Linked DNA regions of Homo sapiens: region 2 is linked to region 1. Evidence: read pairs that join two places in POLR2A ChIA-PET (ENCODE). Cell type or tissue: MCF 10A. All regions are shown on one strand. Links, peaks and the distances in the headings refer to the core of each region. The heading gives the core; the rest is flanking DNA.

Evidence for each region. ChIA-PET counts read pairs that join two places held together with the same protein. Peaks named below come from ENCODE experiments on the same cell type or tissue, not always from the same donor. Only the 100,000 strongest peaks of a DNase experiment are listed, where the experiment ranks them.
Region 2: POLR2A ChIA-PET joins it to region 1 with 6 read pairs; 2 of 35 experiments call an interaction of 5 or more read pairs at or near these places.

What each region holds. Positions count from the first base shown.
Region 1 is chr10:94,181,895-94,187,278 of GRCh38, forward strand. All of the region lies in intron 4 of PLCE1 (phospholipase C epsilon 1), which reads left to right. Among named protein-coding and RNA genes, the nearest start is that of PLCE1-AS2, 76 kb to the left of the region's middle. RefSeq lists an enhancer at 1,765-1,834. In MCF 10A, for the core only: no CTCF peak of the experiment used is centred there; a DNase peak (open chromatin) is centred at 1,987.
Region 2 is chr10:94,088,632-94,093,961 of GRCh38, forward strand. The region is part of intron 2 of PLCE1 (phospholipase C epsilon 1); the gene reads left to right. The region is part of intron 6 of PLCE1-AS2 (PLCE1 antisense RNA 2); the gene reads right to left. Among named protein-coding and RNA genes, the nearest start is that of PLCE1-AS2, 17 kb to the right of the region's middle. In MCF 10A, for the core only: no CTCF peak of the experiment used is centred there; no DNase peak of the experiment used is centred there.

The DNA of each region.
Region 1 (5,384 bases), core at 92-5,091:
TGATAGAGTGAGACCCTTTCTCTAAAATTTAAAATAACAAAAAGGAAAAAACATAACTTCACGAGATAACGCTGATGCTACCAACACACCAATAGTTGAGAATCACTGCTCTAGAACATCAGTCACAGCAGTACTCAAAGAGAACAAAGCTGTATCCCAAAGCAAATAGGAGGAAAATGTCTTCCTTCCTTTTCTTTCTGTTTTTTTTTTTTTTCATTTTTTGCTCATAGTACTGCCATGGAGGACTTCATTTTGAAACAGGAGGAAAATGGTTTCTATCTTTGGGGTCATCCATTAGTGCAGATACTTGAGAATTGTTCCACGTACATTTAAATAAATGTAATGGGTTGTTTTCCCTGCCTTCATTTCTTTTTTATTTTATTTTATTTTTTGAGACAGAGTCTGACTGTCACCCAGGCTGGAGTGCAATGGTATGATCTCGGCTCACTACAACCTCCGCCTCCCAGGTTCAAGCAATTCTCGTGCCTCAGCCTCCCGAGTAGCTGGATCACAGATGTGCACCACCACCCTTGGATAATTTTTTTTTTTTTTTTTAGTAGAGATGGGGTTTCACCATGTTGGCCAGGCTGGCCTCAAACTCCTGGCCTTAAGCAATCCACCTGCCTTGGCCTCCCAAAGTGCTGGGATTATAAGCCTGAGCTACCATGCCTGGCCCCATCTTCATTTCTTTTCTTTCTTCTTTCCTTCATTCCTTCCTTTTCTTCTTTCCTTTCTTTCTGTATTTTTTTCATTGTTTGCTCATAGTACTACAAAATGGAGGATGTGATTTTGAAACCTTTAATATTTAGACTATTTTATTACTATAATAGGCTATCTTAATTCTTAGTTCTCCTTCTTAAAGCTCACATTGTGTCTCTAGAATTTAACTGGCCCAGAAAGTTAACTGTCAAAGCCATTGACTTATTGGAGACATGTTTAATTCTGTTTTAAAGCAGGTATCAGTTAACACCTCTGTCCTGAGACTGGTAGAAACAATAATGGATCCGGTGGAAATCAGCAAATAGATGAATAGGAATTTTGACCTATGTGAGCAGTGTTATTACTATTAAAAATAATAAACATGACCCAGAGAAGCACTGCAGCAGTTCCTCAAGGCCTTTGCCATCAGATCACTTAAATGACTCTGAACACTGTGGGAAAGATCAGGTCAGCTTTGGTCAGAGATTAGGATTTTGAGCCTCTTTTCAGGACGGCATTAGCTGACCCTATTAGGATGTTTAATTCTGCTCTTTGAAAAACCACTTTTAGAGATTTTTACTGCACATGTGAGAGCCAAGGAGGAATGTATTTATGCTTTACTGAGGATCTGCATTTGCCCAAAAGATTTAAACATTCATAAATCCAACTGCCTTCTCAATGCCTCACCTTGGCTTTTTTTGTTCAACAAGATTTCAGTACCAACTTTTGTACTAAATGCTGTTTTGTGCATGGGGAATATGGCACAGAACAACACAGACAAAGCTCCTGCCCCACTGAGCTTACATTCTAGTCATGTCTAAAAGACATCTCAAATATGGCCAAAATAGAATTAACTTCTCCCTCCACACCATTCACATACCATCCAGGACCTTCCCCCCTCACCCAGTGCTGCTGCCCTCCCCATCTCACTTAGCAGCTTCAGTGTCAACTGAAGTGTTCAGGCCATCAACCAGAGTTTGATTGATTTACTCTTTCCTCAAACCCTGACATCTAAACTGTACTAGGCTATTCTTGCATTGCTATAGAGAGATACCTGAGGCTGGGTAATGTATGAAGAAAAGAGGTTTAATTGGCTCATGCTTCTACAGGCTTTACAGGAAATGTGGTGCTGGCATCCACTTCTGGTGAGGCCTCGGAGCTTTTACTCATGGCGGGAGGTGAAACAGGAGGAGGCACGTCATGGGGCAAGAATGAGAGCAAGAGAGAGAAAAGGGGGATGTCCCAGACTCTTAAAACAACCAGATCTTGAGTGAACTAAATGAGTGAGAACTTACTCATCACCAAGGGGATGGCACTAAGCTATTCATAAGGGATCCACCCCATGATCCAGCACCTCCCACGAGGCCCCAACATTGGGGATCACATTTCAACATGAGATTTGAACAGGGCAAACATCCAAACCATAGCATAAACTATCAGCAAGTTTCATTTGCATTACTTGCAAAATACCCCCTGAATTGGCCTATTCCTTAGTATTTCATCTGCTAAGCTAGGTTGAAACCAGCCATCATTGCACTTATCTCCAGCACTGCTTTCATGCTGACAAATGCTATAATCCATTCTCCACCCAACAATCGGGGTGATCATTTATAAGCATAAAGGTAACTCCCCTGCTAAGTGTCCCTTCAACGGCCCCCCTTTGCGTTTGAAATAAAATCCAAGATAACAAGACCCTGCATGGTTTTGCTCCTGCCTACTTCTCCAACTTAACTTTATTTATTTATTTATTTAGAAATGGAGTTTTGCCCTTGTTGCCCAGGCTGGAGTGCAATGGCACGACGGTCAGCTCACTGCAACCTCCACCTCCTGGGTTGAAGTGATTGTCCTGCCTCAGCCTCTCTAGTCGCTGGGATTACAGGCACCTGCCACCATGCCCAGCTAATTTTTGTATTTTTCGTAGAGACAGGCTTTCACTATGTTGGCCAGGCTGGTTTTGAACTCCTGTCCTTAGGTGATCTGCCTGCCTCAGCCTCCCAAAGTGCTGGGATTATAGGCACGAGCCACCACGCCCGGCCCTCCAACCTAACTTTATACACTCACCCCTCTCTCTGGCTCTGTTTTAGCCACACAACCTTTCATTCTGTTCCCTGGACATGCCAAGTTAGTTTTCTGTACATAGCCTCTGCAGTTGTTGTTGCCTCTGCAAAAGACCTTCTTTCTCAGACCATATCACAGCTACTGCCTTCCCTTGGTCATGTCTTAGCTCAAGAGCCAGGGAACTTGACTTGCTTATTTTTTTTTTTCTATCTCCTTAGGCTAGAAACTTTTCTAACTTGTTCATTGCTATATCTCTGGTTTTTATGCATGGTACCATCTATATAGTAGATGTGTAATAGTATTTTATGAATAATGCTAATTAGTGTAAATAATTATCCTATTAGGTACTGTTAGAAATACAAAGAAAAGCAAGACATGGGTCATTTTGTTCGAGGAATTTACAATCTAGTTCAAGGCATACAAGACATAAAATAATGAATAAATATACACAAAAGGGGATAAAGCAATGCCAGGCATGAACTATTGTGTAAGAGATCATGGTTAGAGAAGTGCCATGAGTTAGTAGAAAGAGGAAAGAGTATAATTCCATCATTAAGTTTGGGCATACGGCCACAGTGGCTCACGCCTGTAATAACCAGCATTTTAAGAGGCTGAGGTGGATCACCTGAGATCAGGAGTTTGAGACCACCCTGGCTAATAGGGTGAAACCCTGTCTCTACTAAAAGTACAAAAAATTAGCCAGGCATGGTAGTGTGTGCCTGTAATCCCAGCTACTTGGGAGTCTGAGGCAGGAGAATCACTTGAACCCAGGAGGCAGAGGTTGCAGTGAGCTGAGTTTGTGCCACTGCACTCTAGCCTGGGCCACAAGAGTGAAACTCCACCTAAAAAGAAAAAAAAATGTCTGGGCATGAACATGGGGTTCTGCCACTTACTGTGGGACCCTGGGCAAGTGAGTGATTTAAAAAACAGAATTTAGCTTCATATTTCTCATCTATGAAGTGGGATAATTTAATTAATTTCACATGGTTATGGGGACACTTAAACAAGATAACATATATAAAATCAAGTACAGGATAGGTTCTCAATAAATGGTAACTAGTGTGATTTGTGCAGAATGAGAGATAAAGACTGTGCATGCCATGAGATTTGAAGAGGGAGATCACACAGGCACATCTCCATTGAGGATGACCAAAGGCTTCAGAGCTTTGGAGATTGGGAAGGCTTTTGTCAGGCACAGCTCTGAACTTTCACACTGATGAAGTTTTGGAGGTAATGTGGACTCATGTCATTCACCAAATGTAAGAATCCCTTCCTTGCAGCTTCTTGCCCAGCTTTTGCTAAAAACTTTTGAAGACGGACTTCGCTCCATTTCAACAAACTCATTGTGAGGATGCGGCTCGATTTGTTTTAACAGTCTTCCTTAAAACAGGCGGAATTCTTTCTCCTTACAAATTCCACTTGTCAGTCCCCAGGAGGAATAGTAAAAATTATATCTTCCTTTGGTTTGGTTCTCTTGAGGCTGGACATTCCCCATATCTTCAGAACTTACGTCATCTGGCAAAAGGTAAAAATGGGGCTTCCTCATCTGTTCTGAACAGTGAGTCTCTTCCTTCTCTCAATTGGGTAATTCTCCGCTCTTAATTCCTGCTAAATTAATTGCTTTTCTCTATTAGCTCTAATTATTAGCCTGGTTGATGATCAACTAAAACTGCTAGACTTTTATCATATAAACAGCCATCAAGCTCATCATTTCTCTGCATAGGTTGTTTCATTTATTATTTTCTCACATGGGCATAGTATTTTATATTTAAGTCTACTACATTTTAATTTTGGGGCATTCAGGCCTATCAAAATAATTTTGAATCTTAATTCAGCTCTGTATTGAATTAACTAACACTCTAGATTTTTTCATATTCAGATTTGATAAATATGTGCCATGTATATTTGTTCAAATTGTTGGTAAAAATGTCAAATCTAATAGGAATTAATAGAAAGCCTTATGGCATGTCACTAGAGACTATTCATCGGGTTGGCCTAACAGAACATTTTTTCAACTGGATGTGAATCTCCTTAACTCTACAATCATCCAACAAATGTTTCTCCATTTTGTGTCTCCTCTGTGAAACCTCTTCCTAAAACCAAGATACATAATTGATATGCAAGTCAAATTATCTTATCAAAAGGGAAAAAAACTTAATTTGACAATTAGCTACTTGAGGACATCTAATTTCTCTCGCATTCGTTGATATGATGATAATGATGGAGAGAGTGATGATGAAGCTGCTGTGAATCCTGTGCCTTGCACTGGGCACTGAGCCAAACACTTTACAACCCTAATCTCATTTAGCTTTTACACAACCCTGAAAGGTGGGAGCCATGGCTTTATTTTACAAATAACAAAACTGAGAGAGAGGCTACAGATAAATTAAGACATGGGGCTAAAAAAATGATAATAATTAATAAGTAATGAAAGGCTACAGAATTTGCCCAATATCACATAGGTTGAAAGTGGCTAAGCCAAGATGAAACATATATGTGTGTGTGTGTGTGTGTGTGTGTGTGTGTGTGTGCGTGCACACACATTACTGCATCTAGTTGCAATATAAATACTTGTAATAGGAAATATCATGAATAAAGAAACATGGGCATTAAATTCTGGTTTGTTG
Region 2 (5,330 bases), core at 331-5,330, 93 kb before region 1:
CACTTAGACCCTTGGGAGGCTCTGCTATTCTGCAGCATGGCAGGTGCCCACATACCTGGATGGCTGCCTTCTATTATTATTCCCTTGATACTGGGTTCTTTGCACATGTATACACTTTGGGTTCTATTTGCTACCCTTTTTTTTAAACTTGACTAAAACAGTGAGTAATTGGGAAGTTCTGAATTTCTATTTGGAAAACAAATTGATGAGATCAGAAAAATCCAAGTAATCCTAAATTTACAGAAGCCAGATTACTAAAACGCAAGGACATTTTTTTGTAATGTAGAAAAGTTATGTTTCACAGAGGTTTTTGCAATGCCCTGACTCTGGATCGCAGCCCTCCCTCGATTCTGGGTATTACATCATTTCATTTCAGCTAATGTAAACACTCATCACCCTGCACGTTGCAGGATTTTTCACTGTGATTTGAGATTGGGCTTCATTCAGTGGGTCGTGGTGATTAATGGTTTCAGAAGGAAGTGCAGCAGGAAGAGACTTTGCAGGAATGGAAGAGGTGAGGCAGCTCCACGTGAGATTCTGCAAAGGGATTAAGATTTGGCACCAGGCTTGGTTTCTGTGCAGCCTCTTAGGCAGAGAGCCCCAGGAGAGGGAAGCAGGCTGTCAGCTGTGGCTTTGCACGCTCTCAGCTGTCTTGAAGGTTGGTTGGCTCTTCCCGCTCTCTGAGGTACCCAATTTTACCTTGTTAAAGGATGGATGTGGATGCTGGAGGCTTAAAGAAGACCAGGTAAGGGTTCTTGTTGTCTAAGAAATCCCCCAGTGTTCTTAATGCATGGAATCCTGGGGACTGTTTCTTTACTAGCACCATTGTGCAGTGTTAGCCAAAATACAATTCCTCTGAGACATTTTACAAAGAAGATCAGAGAAGTTTCTTTCCTTGTTAAGAAAGTTTCTAAAATGTTTTAACCTAAAATGTTTAACTATAGAGATACAAATTATTTTTCTTGCTGTGCAATTCAGCTTTGAGATTTTTTTTGCATGTTAATCTACAAGATCTCGATAGGTATCCTGAGAGTTTATTAGATGTTTGTTTTCATTCCTTTTGCAATGGCCTATGGTATATTATGTATCAACATTTAATGTGATGAAAACGTCTCACTTATATTCTTCAGGATACTCGCTTTTGAATAAATTGCTCTTCTTTTTGCAGATTTGGTTTGTTGCTTTCTTTTTTACCTTTTGGCTTTTGTGATTATAATACTAGTAAGGAATATCCTGAAGTAGTTATAGTTTTTTTTCTAAGAGGAAAAAACTATACTCAGGAGTTAAATGCAAACATTTGATAGCATCCCTGATTAAAATGAGCTACATGTTTTTTGGTGTTTCAAATATGCTTTTTAAAAAATTTTCAGTGTAAATGTCCATAGTTTTGGGAAAGGTAATGCAGTTTATCTGAGTGGTCATTTACTTATAAACATTAAAAGGATATTAGACCTTTGATAAGATTAGCTGAAGAAGAGGTCATTGAAAGGAGTAGTTTTCTGCTCACCACCAACTCATTTCCAAATTCTGTTGCTTTTCTTAAAAAAAAAAAGGAGTTAAAAATAACCCAGAATAAAACTTGAAAACTGTTTTGTTTCTCTGTATTTGGCTAACTTCATCCCAAAGTACTGTGTTTAAGGAATTCAAGCTATGAAGACTACTCTTGAAATGGCTCACATAATTCTATCTGCGAATTTCCATAATCCTTTTCAAGAGCATATGATGTTTTATGAGTGTTAGGGTTAAAAATTTCAATTAAGTGTTCATTCCTTCTACAACCCTGAGAGATGGATAACAACCCTCAGAAAAATAACATGAGAAATTGTGTCCGTGTCCTGACGCAGGCTCATTTTTCCTGTCCAAAGTTGTGTGGAAAGGGGGCATTTGGCATCTCTCCTTCCTTATGGAAGGTGCGGGGTGTCTTGGTAGAAGTGAATGTCTGTGGTCTTTGTGGTAGATGGATAGATGCAGGGACTCCTGATCACTTTAATTTATTGGAAATCAAATGTTTTCATTAGATGTAGGGGACTGTGACTCTCCAGCTTTGGTTGAGTGGGACGAGGTCTATGCACTCAGTGGTTCTTCTTGTTTTTGTTCGGTGAGCCCTTTCAGCCTATGTCGTCCTGTTTTTCTTTTTGGAAACAGACTGGCAGCAGTCTCTTGCGTTTTGTGTTACTTTAATCTAGCATTTTAACCATTGTATTTTCTTTTAGTGGGATGGCTAATAGTAAGGTTGGCTTGAGCCTCAATTTGAGAAGGTGTGAGAATAGCTGTAATCTTTAGGAAAAGAAAATCATTCCAAGAGTTAAAACATGCAGACTCTTAATTGTGCTGTGTCCATTCTATTTTAGAGGAATCTAGACAAGCTATTGTTACAAATGCTTTTCCTCAAATGTTTTCAGAAGACCAAAAAATATATATATAATTTTTTGTCAGTGTATTACATTATCCTCATTCTGTCTTTTTTCTCCTTATCTGTCATTTTGGAGAGAGGGAAAATTGTTCAGGTAAACAATTGAGGAACAATTGCCAGAAACATCTGGGAACAGTCGCCATGGATTATCTTTTCCTTCTTAATGTGATCTTGATGAAGGTTTTACTTGTTTGGTCTTTTTATTTCTATTAAAATGGTAAGACATGTGCATGGTTGAAAAAAATTCAAACAGTACAAAAAGGGTAAACAATGAAAAGCCTCCTCCATGGCATCTTAACACTCAGTTCTTCCCTCAGCAGTAAACAATGCTTTAGATCTGTGCTTTTCAAACTTTCGTATGCCTAAGCAACACCTGCAGAGTTGGTTACAACACAGCTTCTGAGGCTCTTTGGGGTGTGAGGAGTAGATTGAGAGGGGAGAGAAAGATAACTATAGTTCATTATATAACTATAGTCTACAGTACCTAAGAGACAGGTGGAATTTGAGGATTCTAGTGACAGCAGGAGACAGGGGTATAAAGAAAAAAAGACTGTTGAGTTTCTTAGGAATTGAAAATGCTCTTGAGATAGTTGGCAATGAAGAGTAAGAAGCCAGGGTCATGAAACAGAGTATTAGAGTAGTGAAGAAATCCAAGGAGCTTCAGCATAAAAATGCCATCAGGAGAGGCCCAGTGGGTGGAAATAGGGAAATAGTCAATAGTTAATGGAAAATATAGCAATAGAAGGGGGTTATGGGCCACCTGACAAGGATAATGAGATTGAGCTGGAAACTGGAATAGGACTGGCCAAGCTAAAAAAAAATCAGGCCAATTAGCAATAATGAGAGTGTTTATTCACTTGTAGATTGGCAAAATACCTCCCTGGAATGAACTAGGACAAATGATCATTTCCTGTGCTAATGATTTTATAGCAGAAAAGAAAAAGAAATACCATAGAAGGTACAGGGAGGTGTCTGTGTGTGAGCCACTGTAATTTAATAACCCTAAGAAATGTAAGATTAACGGTCTGATGCAAGGAACGGAAAACCAAGATAATGTATACCTGACGAGAATTTTAAAAGCATGAATAGTAATTATGAAAAATAGTCAATAAACCTCAAGAATCTTGTCAATGAATTTTTTTTAAAAAAGGTTAACTGCCAAACACCTTTTCAGAAACACAAAATATGACAGGATTCAAAAAATCATTTTGAGAGGCACGGGTGAGAAGAACTAGGTTTTTTTCCCTACCCCACCTTCTTTGTCCAATAAAGTAAGAAGAAACAACCGACGCTAAACACTTTCTTTGTGGCAGGTATTGTGTGAAATCCTTTATGTTCCTTAATTTATTTTGCCCTTATAGCTCTGGAGGTTGGGATCATAATTATTATTTACAGATACAGTGCAAAGAGAATTGCTCAAGGAAGAGCATATTCCTTCATAAGGAAGGGACATCTTTGAAAAAATAGGAAGTTCAGTTGGAAAACCAGAGAAACCCACCTAGAAAGCCCAGTAAAAAAGTTCACATAATTTAAGGAGCATTCTATAAGAAACTGACATTAAAGCAAAAATAAGAGAGACTTTTATAGGAATCGAAGTGAAGGAGCAAGGCAAAGATAAGGAAGAGACTTCAATAAGGAAGAGACATCTTTGAAAAAAATAGGAAGTTCAGTTGGAAAACCAGAGAAACCCACCTAGAAAGCCCAGTAAAAAGGTTCACACATAATTTAAGGAGCATTCTATAAGAAACTGACATTAAAGCAAAAATAAGAGAGACTTTTATAGGAATCAAAGTGAAGGAACCAGGCAAAGATCCAGCAGAACCTTTGCAGATGCTCAGAATACTCCTTGGGCGATAGAAAAGGGAGCCAGCAGACACAATAAATTATTTGCCTTGGTCTTTTCAGAAAAATATATCAAAATCATCTTTAGAAGCAGAGGTACTAGATCAAAAAGTAGTAAATGAACAGAATGTTCTAGACTGAGTTGACAAACTGGATATGGATAAATCACAGGGACAGGTTGGCCTTCATCCAAGAGTTCTAAAGGAATTCAAGGGTGAAATCATGGAGCTGTTGTTAAAAGCAACTCATTTTTACTTTTGAAAGTCTAGCAGCCCCCTAAACCTTGGTTGCCTGGTAAAATTGCCCAGCTCCATCTCCCTGCAGTACATTATTTAAACATAAATTATAATCTGTATGTAAAATGTAAAATATAATAAATCAAATAATGTTTTCAATAACTGTGATTTTGAATTCCCAAACCATGTCATGTCACTGTTTTGAAAGTCTTTGTGAACGTTTCATTCTTGAAATTGCTGAGAATTACCAGCCCCTTACAATCATGTAAAATAAGCTTATCATAATTCATGTGAACTCAGTAGCAAAAGCACAAAGAAACAAATAGGCAGTGACTCAGTTGCAAGAAAGTATTCATCATACAATGTTACTTCACTAAAGGGGGAAAAGAATCCTGCAGCCTCAGAAACAGACAGTCAGTGTCCATTAATTAAATAAATGCCATGTGAAGGATTTGAAAACTAATCAGCTTTTGAGTTCCTAGCTGCACAGTCCCACTGCCCAATTTGCCTGGTGGTCTGGCCCTGCTCCCATTTATCTCAGGCCTTCTTCCATTTCTTATGGTCTTGACTCTGCCTAGGTCTGCAGCCCAGGTGCTCTGTTCTCTGCTTTACTGCAGGTGGCCCTAGTTTTCTATCACTCATGACCTGCACTCTGTGTCGCAGAGTAGAATAGTGATGGTGGTCTGGGAAGACAGGATTTGTGCTGGGTAAGACAGAGAGCCAAGTACAGGGTTTGTCAGGGTCAAAAGCTAGCAGTAAACCAGAGATGTGGAGTGGAGATGAAGGTCATTCAGTCATTTAATCGGTATTTCTTTTTTTTTTTTTTTTTTTTTTTTTGA